2 separate regions of the Homo sapiens genome follow, and region 1 is linked to region 2. The links are chromatin loops, found by intact Hi-C in ENCODE. Cell type or tissue: psoas muscle. All regions are shown on one strand. Each heading gives the region's core, and the rest is flanking DNA. Links, peaks and the distances in the headings are about the cores only.

Region 1 (6,597 bases), core at 2,633-5,132, 71 kb before region 2:
TTTAAGAGAGTTTAGGGCCTTGCTTTGGATTAGGTTTTGGCTTAAGGGAATGTTGTGATTGGTTTGATCTTCTGTATAAACCACGCAGACTTTCTCCAAATCAGCAGTAAGGGTATTTCAGAAAGGCCTTATCCATGTGTTCACTGGAGTAGCACTTTTAATTTCCTTCAAGAACTTTTCTTTTGCATTCACAACTTAGCTAATTGTTTGCCACCAGAGGCCTGGCTTTTGGCCTGTCTCAGCTTTCAATATGCCTTCCTCACTAAGCTTCATCATTTCTAGTTTTTTATTTCAAGCGAGAGACTTGTGATTCTTCCTTTCACTTGAGCCCTTAGAGGCCATTGCAGGGTTATTAACTGGGCTAATTTCAATGTCGTCTCAGGGAATAGAGAGGCCTAAGGAGGGAGAAAGAGAGAGACACACACACAGGGGAAATGGCCCGTGGGTGTGTGGCAGGCCAGGTCTTCATTAGCAACCAGAACAGTCAGTTTCCACTAATCCTTTACTATAATTCTGATGAATGTATAAGTTAAATATTAGGAACTAGGGAAACTGCTGCCTTAGTACAAGGGCTGAAATGTAAAAACAAACCCATCAAGACCCCACCTGGGCTTTCTCAGACCTTAAAGACTGATACAATGATGAAGGCATTTTTCTCTTTTTTGTTATTGTTTTTGTTTTTGAGATAGAGTTTAGCTCTTGCTGCTCAGGCTGGAGTGCAATGGCGTGATCTCAGCTCACTGCAAACTATGTCTCCTGGGTTCAAGCAATTCTCCTGTCTCAGCTTCCTGAGTAGCTTGGATCACAGGCATGCGTCACCACGCCCAGCTAATTTTGTATTTTTAGTAGAGACGGGGTTTCTCCATGTTGGTCAGGCTGGTCTCGAACTCCCGACCTCAGGTGACCAGGCCACCTTGGCATCCCAAATTGCTGGGATTACAGGCGTGAGCCTCCACTCCTGGCTGATGAAGGCATTCTTACACACATCTTGTACCAGGGCCCACTTAAGATTAAGTAATTTGTCCAGGGCTCTAAAGAAACTTTCCAGGCCCTAGAACATAGTTAAAGATTAGATTGAATGAAACACTCTTGCTGGTAGGTGCACACTCGCATGTAGACATATAACTTGAATGTATATAAGCACTGAAAAAAAACTTGTAACTCTCAGTTGATCTGATGAACTTCCCTGACCTTCTCCCTGTGGCTGCTTACAGAAATAAACTCTCTTATTTCCAGGTAATCTGCATCTCATTAATTGGACCATAAGACCAAGCAGCCACACCTCAGTTTTATCCGGGTACAAAATCTGGCAGCTCCACTGGGACAGAGCTGCCCTCAGCAGCTAGAGGCTTGTGACCTGACGGTCTTTAGGAGACTCCCAGCAGCTGCTAGGTACAGTTTGTCCTGAGGACGCTTCTGAGAACTTTCCCTGGGCAAAAGGACCACCCATCCCCTTGCTACTGGGGTAGAACAGGGGCTAGGACACTGAAGGGGTGAGTAAAACTGGATCATAAGCAGGGAGTCTATTGTCTTCCTTATCGGGGCTTGCAAAGCCATTCATTTTGGTACCCTTAAGGAGACAATAGGGCTAATTTGTACATCTACTTTGCATTTGTTTGAAATATATTTACATTTGGCTGTGAGAATCTGTTTTTGTGTGTCTGTTATCTGTTAAGTTTTGAGCACTCAAGATGGGAAACACTGTCTCTGTTCCTGCCCATCGCCCCCTAGGGAGAATTCTGGCAGATTGGAAACAATATGGTTATCCACCCATGACTAAAAAGAAATTAATCTTTTACTGTAACATAGCTTGGCCAATGTATGTTTTAGAGTCTGAAGAAAGGTGGCCAGTTTGTGGGACCTTGAACTTTCACACCATCTCTCAGTTAGAACTATTCTGCCAACGGTTGGGAAAATGGGGGGAAATGCCATATGTCCTGGCATCCATGTTACTGTATGATTAGGATGTTAAGAAAGAAGGGAATAAGTTAATGGTACAATACACTGCTAAGGTTTGTCCTGACTCCTAAGGGGAGGAAGAAAGGACTCAGAAACCCAACAGTTAATAAATGCTCTTAACCCCTATAGTAGCTACTGCTCCAGTGCTAAGGCAAGGAAAGGAAGAGTTACTGCCCCCAGAATATAAGGAAGCCGCAGAGTTAGTGTCTCCCTCTCGAACTAGGCAAGGTACTAATTTGGGGAGGTCACTGACCCTGGAGCAGGGCAATTTCCACTATGACAATACCCAGTAGGGGTTAATCAGCAAGGAGCTCTGGCTGGATATTATTGGGCCTACAATCCTTTTTCCACATCCAACTTGTTAAATTGGAAAAACATCCTTCATATAGACAGGATCCCCAGAAAATGACTGAATTATATACTACTATATTTGCTACTCATTGTAGCACATGGGCAGGTGTGTAAGCCCTCCTGAATATTATGCTCACTGCAGATGAGTGGCAGCTAGTTTTAGACAAAGCAAAAGAGGAAGTGCAACACCTTTATGATGAGGACCTAGATGATACTCCAGATTCTGATAGGGCAATCCTCTCTATGGACCCAAGTTGGTACCCTAATGAGGCCAATGCGGCTGGCATGGTTCACTTGGAACACTACAGGAGATACATATTAAAAGGCATGAAATCAGCTGGGCATGGTGGCTCATGCCTGTAACCCCAGCACTTTGGGAGGCCAAGGCGGGTGGATCACCTGAGGTCAGGAGTTCGAGATCAGCCTAACCAACATGGAGAAACCTTGTTTCTATTAAAAATACAAAATTAGCTGGGCGTGGTGGTGCATGCCTGTAATCCCAGCTATTCGGGAGGCTGAGGCAGGAGAATCACTTGAACCTGGAAGGCGGAGTTTGCAGTGAGCCGAGATCATGCCATTGCACTCCAGCCTGGGCAACAAGAGCAAAACTCCGTCTCAAACAAAAAAAAAAAGGCATGATATCTGGAATGCCTAAACCTAAGAGCTTAAACAATGTACAGCAGCTCCAATAAAAACCTAATGAGGAACCCTCTGAGTTCATGGAACATATTGTCAGGTGTTCAGAAAATATACAGACCCCTACAAGATCCTGAAAATGTCAATATGGTTAATATGACTTTCATAGGGCAAAGTACCCCTGATATCAGGAAAAAGTTCCAAAAGATAGAAGGGGCCTTTGGGACGAATGCCTCCCAATTGATTGATATTGCATTAAAGGTTTATAACAGCAGAGAAACCAGGGAAGTTAAAAACCTGTGACAGGCAACAATACTTCTAGCCACAGCAGGAGGAAATCCAAAAGGAAAGAGATTCCAAAAATGGAGAGGAAAAATAGAAAAGGATCAATGTGCTTGCTGCTGGGAAACAGGACATTGGGACAAGGTTGTCCAAAATTAAGCCAGAGTGAACCAAAATCACTGATGGGAGTTAAGCCTGGAAATGAATTTGAGGAAGATTGAAGGTGCCCAAGGCCCCCAACAGCTCCAACCCTATCTGATATTAAAATCTCCCCACAGGAGCCTGGGGTAAAATTGACAGTAAAGAAACAAAAAGTGGATTTCTTAGTCCACATTGGCACTCCTTATTCAGTGGTTAACACCCCAGTAACTGGACTTTCTAATACTTCTGTTAATGTGGTTGGGATAAGCAGAGAACTAAGATCGGAATGGTTCCTGTGTCCCCTCTCTTGTAAAGTGGGCAATGAATTAATACTCTTAAATTCCTTTATGTGCCAGAGTTCCCAGTCCCTTTACTTGGCAGAGACCTGCTATGTACCTGCTATGTAAGTCTGTAATCCCGAGAAACACCAGATGTGTCTCCCAAGTGCCTCTGGAACATGGGTTTCAGCTGCAGGCGCTCCTAACAGACTCAGAGGCTTCCAACTCTAAAACAGGGACTATTCCACAGGAAATCCTTGACAAGGTAAGCTCAGAGATTTGGGCTTCACATGGGCCCAGGAAGGCCATCAGTGTGGACCCAGTGAAAATTAAAATTAAGGAAGGAGCCTAGCCAGTCCAGAAGAAACAATACACTTTAAAAAGAGAAGCACTAGAAGGCATTCAACCAGTCTTTGTCCAGTTCTTGTAGTATGGCCTAATAGTACCCCATCATTCTCCTTACAACACTCCAATTTTGCTGGTGAAAAAGCCTCACTCACACAAATTTTAATTTGTACAAGATTTAAGGGCAATTAATGACATTGTAGAAGATGTACATCCCACTGTAGCTAACCCATGTACTGTGTTTATTTCTCTTCCTGGAGATCGTGAATGGTTTACAGTATTGGATTTAAAGGATGCTTTCTTTTGCATACCTGTACGCATAGAAAGTCAATTGCGGTGTGTCTTTGAATGGACAGATCCTGAAGCCGCAACTCAGTTTCAGTGTTATTGGATTGTGTTCCCACATGGGTTTAAAAACTCTCCAACTATATTCGGAGAAGTCTTGGCTCAAGACTCAAGAAGTTTACAATTGGAAAATGGGGTGTTGTTAGAATACATGGATGATTTACTAATATCTAGCCCCTGTGAATGGGGATGTCAAAATAATACCATTAAAACTCCAAATCACCTAGCAACCCATGGGTACAAGGTTTCAAGTAAAAAGGCTCAAATATGCAGAAAAACTGTGGGGTACTTAGGGTTTCTCTTGCAGAAGGGAACCAGAGCCTCGATGGTGGAAACATGAAATGCAATTGCCTCCATCACCACACCCTCTACTAGAAGACAGCTGAGAGGATTTCTGGGTATGGCAGGGTTTTGTTGCATTTGGATTCCTAACTATGGACTGCCAGCAAAGCCACTATATGAGCTGTTGAAAGGGGCTGACAATGATCCCTTCAACTGGGAAGTGAAACAAACACCAACATGCATTCAAACAACTGAATGTAAGTTAATTTCTGCACCAGTCTTGGGGCTTCCAAATCCTCACAAGCTCTTTCAACTGTACAATCATGAGAGACTGGGTCTGGCACTCAGGGTCCTCTCCCAAAAGTTAGGAGAAATATTACAGCCAGTAGCTTACTTTTCTAAGCAGCTGGTGACTGTGGCCAAAGGCTGCCCACCCCCTTGTTTAAGGGCAGTCTCTGCCACCAGCCTGCTGTTAAAGGAAGCTGAGAAGCTAACTTTGGGACAGCCTGTCACAGTCTATGTGCCTTGCCAAGTGCTGGTGCCACTGGAACAAAAGGGAGACTATTGGCTGACAGCAGCAAGTTAGGCAAATGCCAGGCCATTTTTAAATGACCCCACAGTGAAATTACAAACCACCAGAGCCCTGAACCCAGCTACTTTACTTCTTCCTACCAAAGAACCAAAACAACCTATGCATAATTGTTTATAAGTTATTGATCAAGTATTTTCCAGCCATCCTGATTTGAAGAATACAGCCACGCTGCATGTAGATTGGACATTTTTCATAGATGGGAGCAGCCTGGTAACCAATGGAAGAAAGAATGCTGTATATGCTATGGTGACCTCTTAAGAGGTAGCAGAGGCAAGGACTTTACGTGGGAACCTCTGCACAGAAGGCAGAGCAAATCACCCTTATAAGAGCCTGCAGTTGTCCCAAGGTAAAAACACCAACATCTATGCTGATTCTAACTCTAAATATGCATTCATGATAGTCCATGCTCATGGGGACATTTGGAAGGAGAGGGGATTACTGAAGGCTGTCAATACTGAAATTAAATATGCCACACAAGTACTGGAATTACTAGAAGCAATAAAGGCTCTACAGGTGGTTGCTGTAATGCATTGTCTTGGCCATCAACACAGCAATTTCAAAATAGCAAAGGGAATGCCTTTGCAGACCACACTGCCTGGCACTTAGCCAGCATTGAATTCCAGACACCTCTAATTCCTCAAATAGATTTAACAGGCTTTAGGCCCCAATATAGTCCTTGAATGAGAAAAGTGCAGAAAGCAAGGGAGTTGCTTTAAATAAGGAAGGCTTGAAAGTAAATAACAAGGGCCTAATTTGGATACCGGCTCAACTTGTCCATCCAATGTTAAAGTATATCCATGATAGCACACACTATGGGTGAGAGTGTTCATTAGCCTTCATTCAGTGGTATTAGAGAGGGAAAGGGCTAAAAGCTAATTTGGAAAATACAGTCCAGTGCTGTTATCTGTGTGCTAGAAATGAACTTAACAATCACAGTTGAGGACAACCCAGACATCAAAACAGAGGAAAATACCCACTGGAAAATTGGCAAATAGACTTTCCTCAAATGCCACCCTCCCGTGGAGGATACAAATACCTCTTAGTTCTAGTAGACACCTTCTCTGGCTGGGTAGAGGCTCACAGAATGAGCAACTGAAGTAATTAAAGTTTTCTTAAAGGAAATCATACCTCAGTATGGGCTTCTGGACATAATTCAAAGCGATAATGGGCCCTCATTCACATCTGACATAACTCAATAAGTAAATAAGGCACTTGGAATAAAATGGAAACTACATTCGGTGTGGAGACCTCAATCTTCCGGACAGATGGAAAGAATGAATCTAACACTGAAAACAATCATTGCCAAACTGTGCTGGGAAACCCAGTTAAAGGGAATTCAGGTACTCGGCATTGCACTGCTCCGGGTAAGGGTAACCCCCAAAGTGG
Region 2 (6,597 bases), core at 1,975-4,474:
TATTCAAAAATATTTACTGGTTGTCAACTTTGTGCCTGACACTATAATAAGAATAGCTGGGAACACTGTGACACTTCTTCAGTGTGGAAATATTCCACCCTCCTCTGTGATCATCAGGTTTGTGTGCATGTGTTTGCTTATTTGTTTTAGAGACAGGGTGTCTCTATGTTGCCAGGCTGGAGTGCAGTGGCTATTCACAGGTGCAATCATAACACGCTACAGCTCCAAACTCCTGGGCTCAAGCAATCCTCCTGCATCAGCCTCCCAAGTAGCTGGACCTACAGATGCATACCACGTCACCAGCTCTGTGATGGTTAGTTATATGTGTTAACTTAGGCCCACTCCCCAGTTATTCAATCAAATACTAATCTAGGTGCCCCAACACAGGTATTTTATGGATGGTAGTTAAAGTCCAAAATCAGTTGACTGTAAGTAAGGAAATTTTCCTCAATAACCTGGGTGGCCTGATTCAATCAGTTGAAAAGCCTTAAGAGCAAAGCTGAGGTTTCTTTGAAGAAGAAAAAATTCTGCCTAAAACTGCAGCTCCAGCTCCTGCCCAAGAGTTCAGCCTGCCAGTCCTCCTGGACCTGCGGATTTTAGTCTTGCCTACCCAGCCCCCAGAATCACATAAAGCAGTTCTTTGCTATGAATGTCTTATTATATGTCTCCTATTGGTTCTGTTTCTCTGGGTAATCCCCACCAATACACCCTGCTTGACACCTATGAAGTTATCCATTTCGATCATACTCATTTTGTCAGTCTTTGGCTTGCAGAGAAAGATAAGAGAAATGTTAAAGTTGGAAAAGTAACTTGGTTGCCTTCAATGGTGATCTCACCTCAGTAAAATCTGAGGCAGGTCACCATTTTAGGTGACTTCAAAGTTTCTGGGATAGGGTGGAAAGTGGGACAGGAGCTCAGAATGGGAAAATCAGATGCCATGCCATTGCTGGTCCCGGTTTGATTGGCCACCAAGAGGCCACCAGGCCTCACACGGCTGTTCCAGGGAAGTCCACTCCCATCAACAAAGCAAAAGTATGTGACACAAAGTGTGGATTACTCCCTAAAAGGCCCCATCTTAGTTGCTTTTAAGTAACAAAGGTGTTTCTATTTAATACTTTAGTTGGTGCCTGGCTCATACATTGTTAACATCTTTGAGGAAAACAACTGAGGAATGGCATTGTCAAAATCTGTCATAGGCTCTAAAAACTCAGATTTCTATTTCGTGGTGTATAAAATTCGAGGAGCAGACTTCCCAAGTTTCTTTCCAATGCCAACATACTTATGTTTCTCTTTGATAAACCTGTCAGTTTTTATTACCAATTAGAATAGCCTACAAAGTAAAAAATGTTTGGCAATGGATTTGGGTGGGCAGTCCTCAGAGAACCTGAATTGTGGAAAATCAGCCTTATCAGGAGGTCTATCCCAGAGTGGGAGAGCCAGCTGCAGTCCCCTAGAAAGTTACAAGCCTACCTTCTGAGAGACACTTGCACAAGTACGGGAATTCTTCTGAAACGGAGAACTCTGCCAATTGCTGTTTATCACAGTTTCTCGGTTTGCTTTTCAAGTACCAGACTGTGAGAGAATTACCTTCATTGCTAAGACAATATTTGTTTCCTTAGCTTCTCAGTGAGTGAACAGTGACCCAAAACCTGGGGCCAATATGTGTAAGACTTTGGAGAAAAGAAAGATTTTGTGAGGGAAAGGGAAAAGGGGTCGTCTGAATTTGGATTGAGATTAGTTTGATTGGGTAATGGAAAACAACCAAAAAACAAACTAATTCTTTGTCAAATCCCACCACAGAGGCACATTTCAAAAAAAAAGACATCAATGCCCCTGAAATCAGGGAAAAGGCCACCACAGGAATTTCAAATTTCCATCACCACAAACATCCTCCAGCAGTCAGCACCAAAGCCAGATCACGTGACCTCCAATCCATCTGTAGACTGAAACGATAACTTGTTTCAGTTATTTCAAAAATTTCACAGACTTTATACGACTTGTTCCCAAATCTATATAGATGGTGTGATAAGGAACCAAATATAAATTATATTTAAAAGCCCTACTGATCCCTAGTAGCTTTCAGTCTTTTCATCACTCAAGTCACTGAAAGTCTAACTACTTGTACACCAAGAACCATTTTTGACTTTGAAAGAAGGTCCTCTGAGCACAAAGTGAAACTGCCTTTGCAAAAATTGTAACTGAGGAAATTATGACAGTGAAAGACATCAGACCTAACCAACTCCATCTTGCTTCTAACCTTTAAGCTGTCCTTGTTCATTCCTGGGCACAGGGCAAACTAAGCTTAGAAAGAAATTTAGTTGTTTATAGTTTAACTCTGAAACAAACTAAATAATAGCCCTTTGACTGGAACCAGTCTGCCTTTGTAGGACTAAGAGATTAGCTACAAGATTAAAAATTATGGTTTAGGGACAATGCAACCTCTGACTGCAAGAGTCTGAACCTCCCCAAATTGCTCCTGGGAATACCATCACTATTGTAAAAGTCAAGATTAGTGCCCGAGATATTTTGCAGACTCTGCACTTCATGCACCAGCTGATACCACCCAGACGCGTAATCTGGCTCAACCAGTTCTTTGATCTCACCCAGGAACAGAAGACAGCAAAAAATATTCACTTCAACCCCCTATGATTCCATCTCTAACCTGACCAGTCAGCACTCCCCACTTCCTGAGCTCCTGGCCGCCAAATTGTCCTTAAAAACTCCGATCCCCAAATGCTCCGAGAGACTGATTTGAGTAATAATAAAACTCCGGTCTCCTGCACAGTGGGCCATGCATGAATTACTCTTTCCCCATTGCAGTTTCCCTGTCTTGATAAATCGGCTTTCTCTAGGCAAGGTGAACCGTTCGGCAGTTAAGAAAAAGTTGGATCCATTGTATTATAGATGAGGAAGAAGAAGCTATGCACTACCAGGCTTGCCCTGCTGGCCCGTCCTTGGCTTCGTGGAGTCCCGCCAAGCCCACAGTTGCTGGTTCTGTCCACACACTCTCCCACCGCAGTTGTCAGACATGAAAGACATCCCCAGCTGTCTAGAGTGAGAGGGGACACAGAGAGGAGGCTGCAAGGCCTGCCTGTGTTTGTGCCTTAACCTTTAAAAGCAGGGCCCTGCAAAAGGACAAGGGCAGTTTAATTTAAATCTCTCTGGAGCTTAAACTCAGCTCTTTTCTTTTGTTTTTTTGATTCCACCTTGTTGCTCTTTCCTTTCTTGCTGGATTGTGTTTGCATTTTCTCCTGAATGTGTGGTTTCCATCTCGTCCAGCAGATCTAAGGTAATTTCAGTTTTGTTTCTAAAAATGTCATTGTCTGCTTCTTTCCCACCGTCTGTCTTTTGTCTTTGGACAATGTGAATATTTAGCTGCATAACACATAGAGATTCTCTTCCCAGTGCTTTATTTTAGGACTACCCAGATCTGATGTAGTCAATAAAACACTCATCTGTCAGTTTTTTAGCTCTAATATGATGTCTAATGAATACGTTAAGTGACATCACATGAAGCAGAACTGTGGGCTACTGCATTTTTTTTTTTTTTTGCCTGCATATTTTTTGGTACAGGAAAAGTAAGACACTAGATTTTGGATATGCTTTCCTATTTTCTTAAACAAACTCTAACAGTTGTTATCTGTCAAACCCAGGGGACTTCAAATGCTGATACTTGGTGTCTTCAATATGACTACATACATAATCTGGAAATAGTCTAGCCTTCATTTCGTAAAAGCACACATTGTTTTTTTGCTGCAGGCATCTCAATGTTGGAATAATGTCTTATTCTTAGACTTTATGTTTTTCCATTCTTAAGTAATCCTGAAACTAGCTCAATACATTGAGCTGGCTATGTTGTTTTTCAGATGGATTTCCTGAATTGCTAGCATCAAGTACTTTGCTCTCTTTTCATGACACCCCACTTCTATTTATAGCCAACAGATGATCAGAAGCCAGGGTCAAGGACAGTTGCTGTTTGGTCAAGCCCAGCTGTTGAACGCTGATTGGTAACTGGCAAGGTGTGGCAATTGCCATCTGGCCATGCCAGGGTCCTGATAGCACTGCCAGCATTTGTTTAATTCAGGCAAAGCAGCTAACTTCAGCTTGCTCTGCTGAAGCAAACCTGTTTTGGACATCTCAACTGGTAAAATTGGTTCCTGAGTTTAAATCCAACTTGAAAATTTAAAGCAGCACCATCTGAGTCATTGGGGTCTATCAAGACACACTTTATATCCCCCTTGGTTCAGATTCAGAGACAGAAGCATGTAGTCTCAATTCCTTTCTGACGAACAGCATTGAGTACTTCTGCAGAACATAAACTAGAAAACCAATTTCTGTAGCTCAGAAAGATGAGTATTTTTATGGCTCTCCATACTGGAAGGGAGAGATGCATTAAATCAATCATATGAATTAACATGGCATCGTGGAGCAGTATCCTCCAGAAATTAGATCAGCCCCTAAAAGAAATCAAGTCACTGTTAAATGGTGGAGTATACATTCTGTTAGTGAGTGACTTGACACTTGTGAGGGTTGAGGGACTGGTGGGAAAAATGCCTGCTCTCTTGGTTAAAACTTTACTGGGACTGGTATTCAGAACTCTTGGCAAGATTTATGCAGATCCTGCTTTGTACTTGCAAATTACTTTCACAATAATTTCAATCGTTATTAATCAGCAGGCATTGTGTGAATGACAGATGCTATATAATCTCTACAAAACAGTCCTCAGGATCTGGTATTCCACAGTCATTTTCCCCGTGCAAGGACCAACAAAGCCCAGCATCTTCGCCATCTTTCTGGGAGAGGTTGGAATGTTTTCCCTTTTTTACGAGAGGAAATTGAGTCACAGTAAGAATAAATGCCTCTCTGGGAGCCAGGATGACACTCGACCTCAGTTTCTCTCTTAGAATTAAAGGACCCCGGCAAGCGTTCACAAGGAAATGCATTTCCTTCCTGGAGACAGCAATTTTACTTTGAGGATAAAAATTAGTAAGATGCCTTCCTCATAAAAATCTTATTGAGGCTCTCAGAATATAAACTTTGGATATTCTCATGTTCAGAGACCCTGTTTTTAAGGGACCCTGTGTGGTTTGGTGGGCCAAGAGCATCCACTTTGGGGCCCACGCGGCCCAGTGTTGAATCCTAGCTCTGCTACTCAGTTTGTGACCAGATGCTAGCTGGGAGAGGTGGGTGTCCCTCTGAGTCCTGAGTTTCTGTTTGCATGGCCTGGGCTCAGATGCTCACTTAGGGCGGAGCACAGGTCAGATGGGCTGTGGGTTACAGCTGCAGCCTGGGCTCTGGTTATTCCCACCCCTTTCTTTCTCACCCATCCTGGATAGAATCTGTGGTTAAGAACCACTGTATGGATACATAGAGTGAATCTTTGTCAAATATAATATTTAGTAGTTGTATGATTAAATTTAAAGGCATCTCTGGCAAAATCCCAAATAGTCTTACTGATAGCCTTTCTAGTTGTGTGTAGGAAGTGAGTGTGTTTCTGACAGGTTTTGAGATGAGAAATACCACACACAAAAGAAAATCCAAACCATTAGGGTATTTGACTGATAAAATATCTTTTACTGTACGGATCATGAAGAGATAATTCAATACAGATGGTTAATGAAGATATTTTTACTTCATTGGTAATTTCAAGAAATACAAATTCAAAGAACAACAAAATCAAATTTTCACCTGCTACGTTTGTAGATTTAAAAAGAAGATTGACTACTGGTGAGGATGCAGAAAGATGGGCAATCCCGTTTGTGGTTGGCCAGAAATTTGATACAATTTTTATTATACATAGATAAATAACTTCCTAGTACCAAATTTTCTGCCAGTTATTAATACTGAGTGTTATTAACACTGGGAAGTTATTTGTCAATATATAACAAAAAGCCTTTAAAATGTTTATATCTTTCAACCGAGTCATCTATTTTAAAGAAATAATAATTTTGTAAAGGAAACAAAAAGTTATACTCAAAGATATCCTTGCAGTGCTACAATTTTTAATGGGGAGAATTGGAAACAAGCTCAGAACAATAAAAGGGTGGGTGGTTAAATATGCTACTTAGAATGAAATATGCTGGCATTAAAATGAGATTTTAGTAATAATCTATGGTCATAGCTACCATTTATGAAGAGTTTACTATATGCCAGGCCCCAAGCTAAGCACTTTGAAAATATATTATTTTATTTAAATCTTATTACAACAGATTAGTAACCTCCCAACTTCCAACAATTTTATCACCTCATTTAAACTCATTTGACAAATTAGAAAATGGGGGAAAAAAGTGTTAACATGAGCAAATTCTCTTGATATTCCTTTAAGCAAAAAAAAAAAAAAAAAGGAAGTATACAAAGTTGTATGCACAGTAGTCCCCTCTTATCTGCTTATCTGCATGGGATGCCTTCCAAGACCCCCCACCAGATGCCTGAAACCTCAAATAGTACTGAATCCTATATATTCTCTGTTTTTTCAAACTGATAACCAAAACAACTACTATGTGGTATACATCGTGGGTATTCTGGACAAAAGGATATTTCACATTTCAGGAGGACCTAGTGGGACAGCGTGGGAGTTCATCAAGCACCTTAGAATAT

The links. Hi-C counts contacts between places; a loop is a spot of excess contacts. Peaks named below come from ENCODE experiments on the same cell type or tissue, not always from the same donor. Only the 100,000 strongest peaks of a DNase experiment are listed, where the experiment ranks them.
Region 1: a loop joins it to region 2, with 2.1 times the contacts of the local background. A loop is called at or near these places in 7 of 110 quality-filtered maps.

The regions. Positions count from the first base shown.
Region 1 is chr3:16,763,382-16,769,978 of GRCh38, forward strand. It overlaps PLCL2UT (PLCL2 upstream transcript), which reads left to right. Exons shown (of 6, transcript NR_199590.1): 4 at 1,237-1,493; 5 at 3,726-3,912. Among named protein-coding and RNA genes, the nearest start is that of PLCL2UT, 43 kb to the left of the region's middle. RefSeq lists an enhancer at 5,440-6,014. In psoas muscle, for the core only: no CTCF peak of the experiment used is centred there; no DNase peak of the experiment used is centred there.
Region 2 is chr3:16,834,804-16,841,400 of GRCh38, forward strand. No RefSeq gene overlaps it. Among named protein-coding and RNA genes, the nearest start is that of PLCL2, 47 kb to the right of the region's middle. In psoas muscle, for the core only: a CTCF peak has its summit at 2,942; DNase peaks (open chromatin) are centred at 2,978 and 4,018; H3K4me3 peaks cover 2,137 bases; H3K27ac peaks cover 2,175 bases.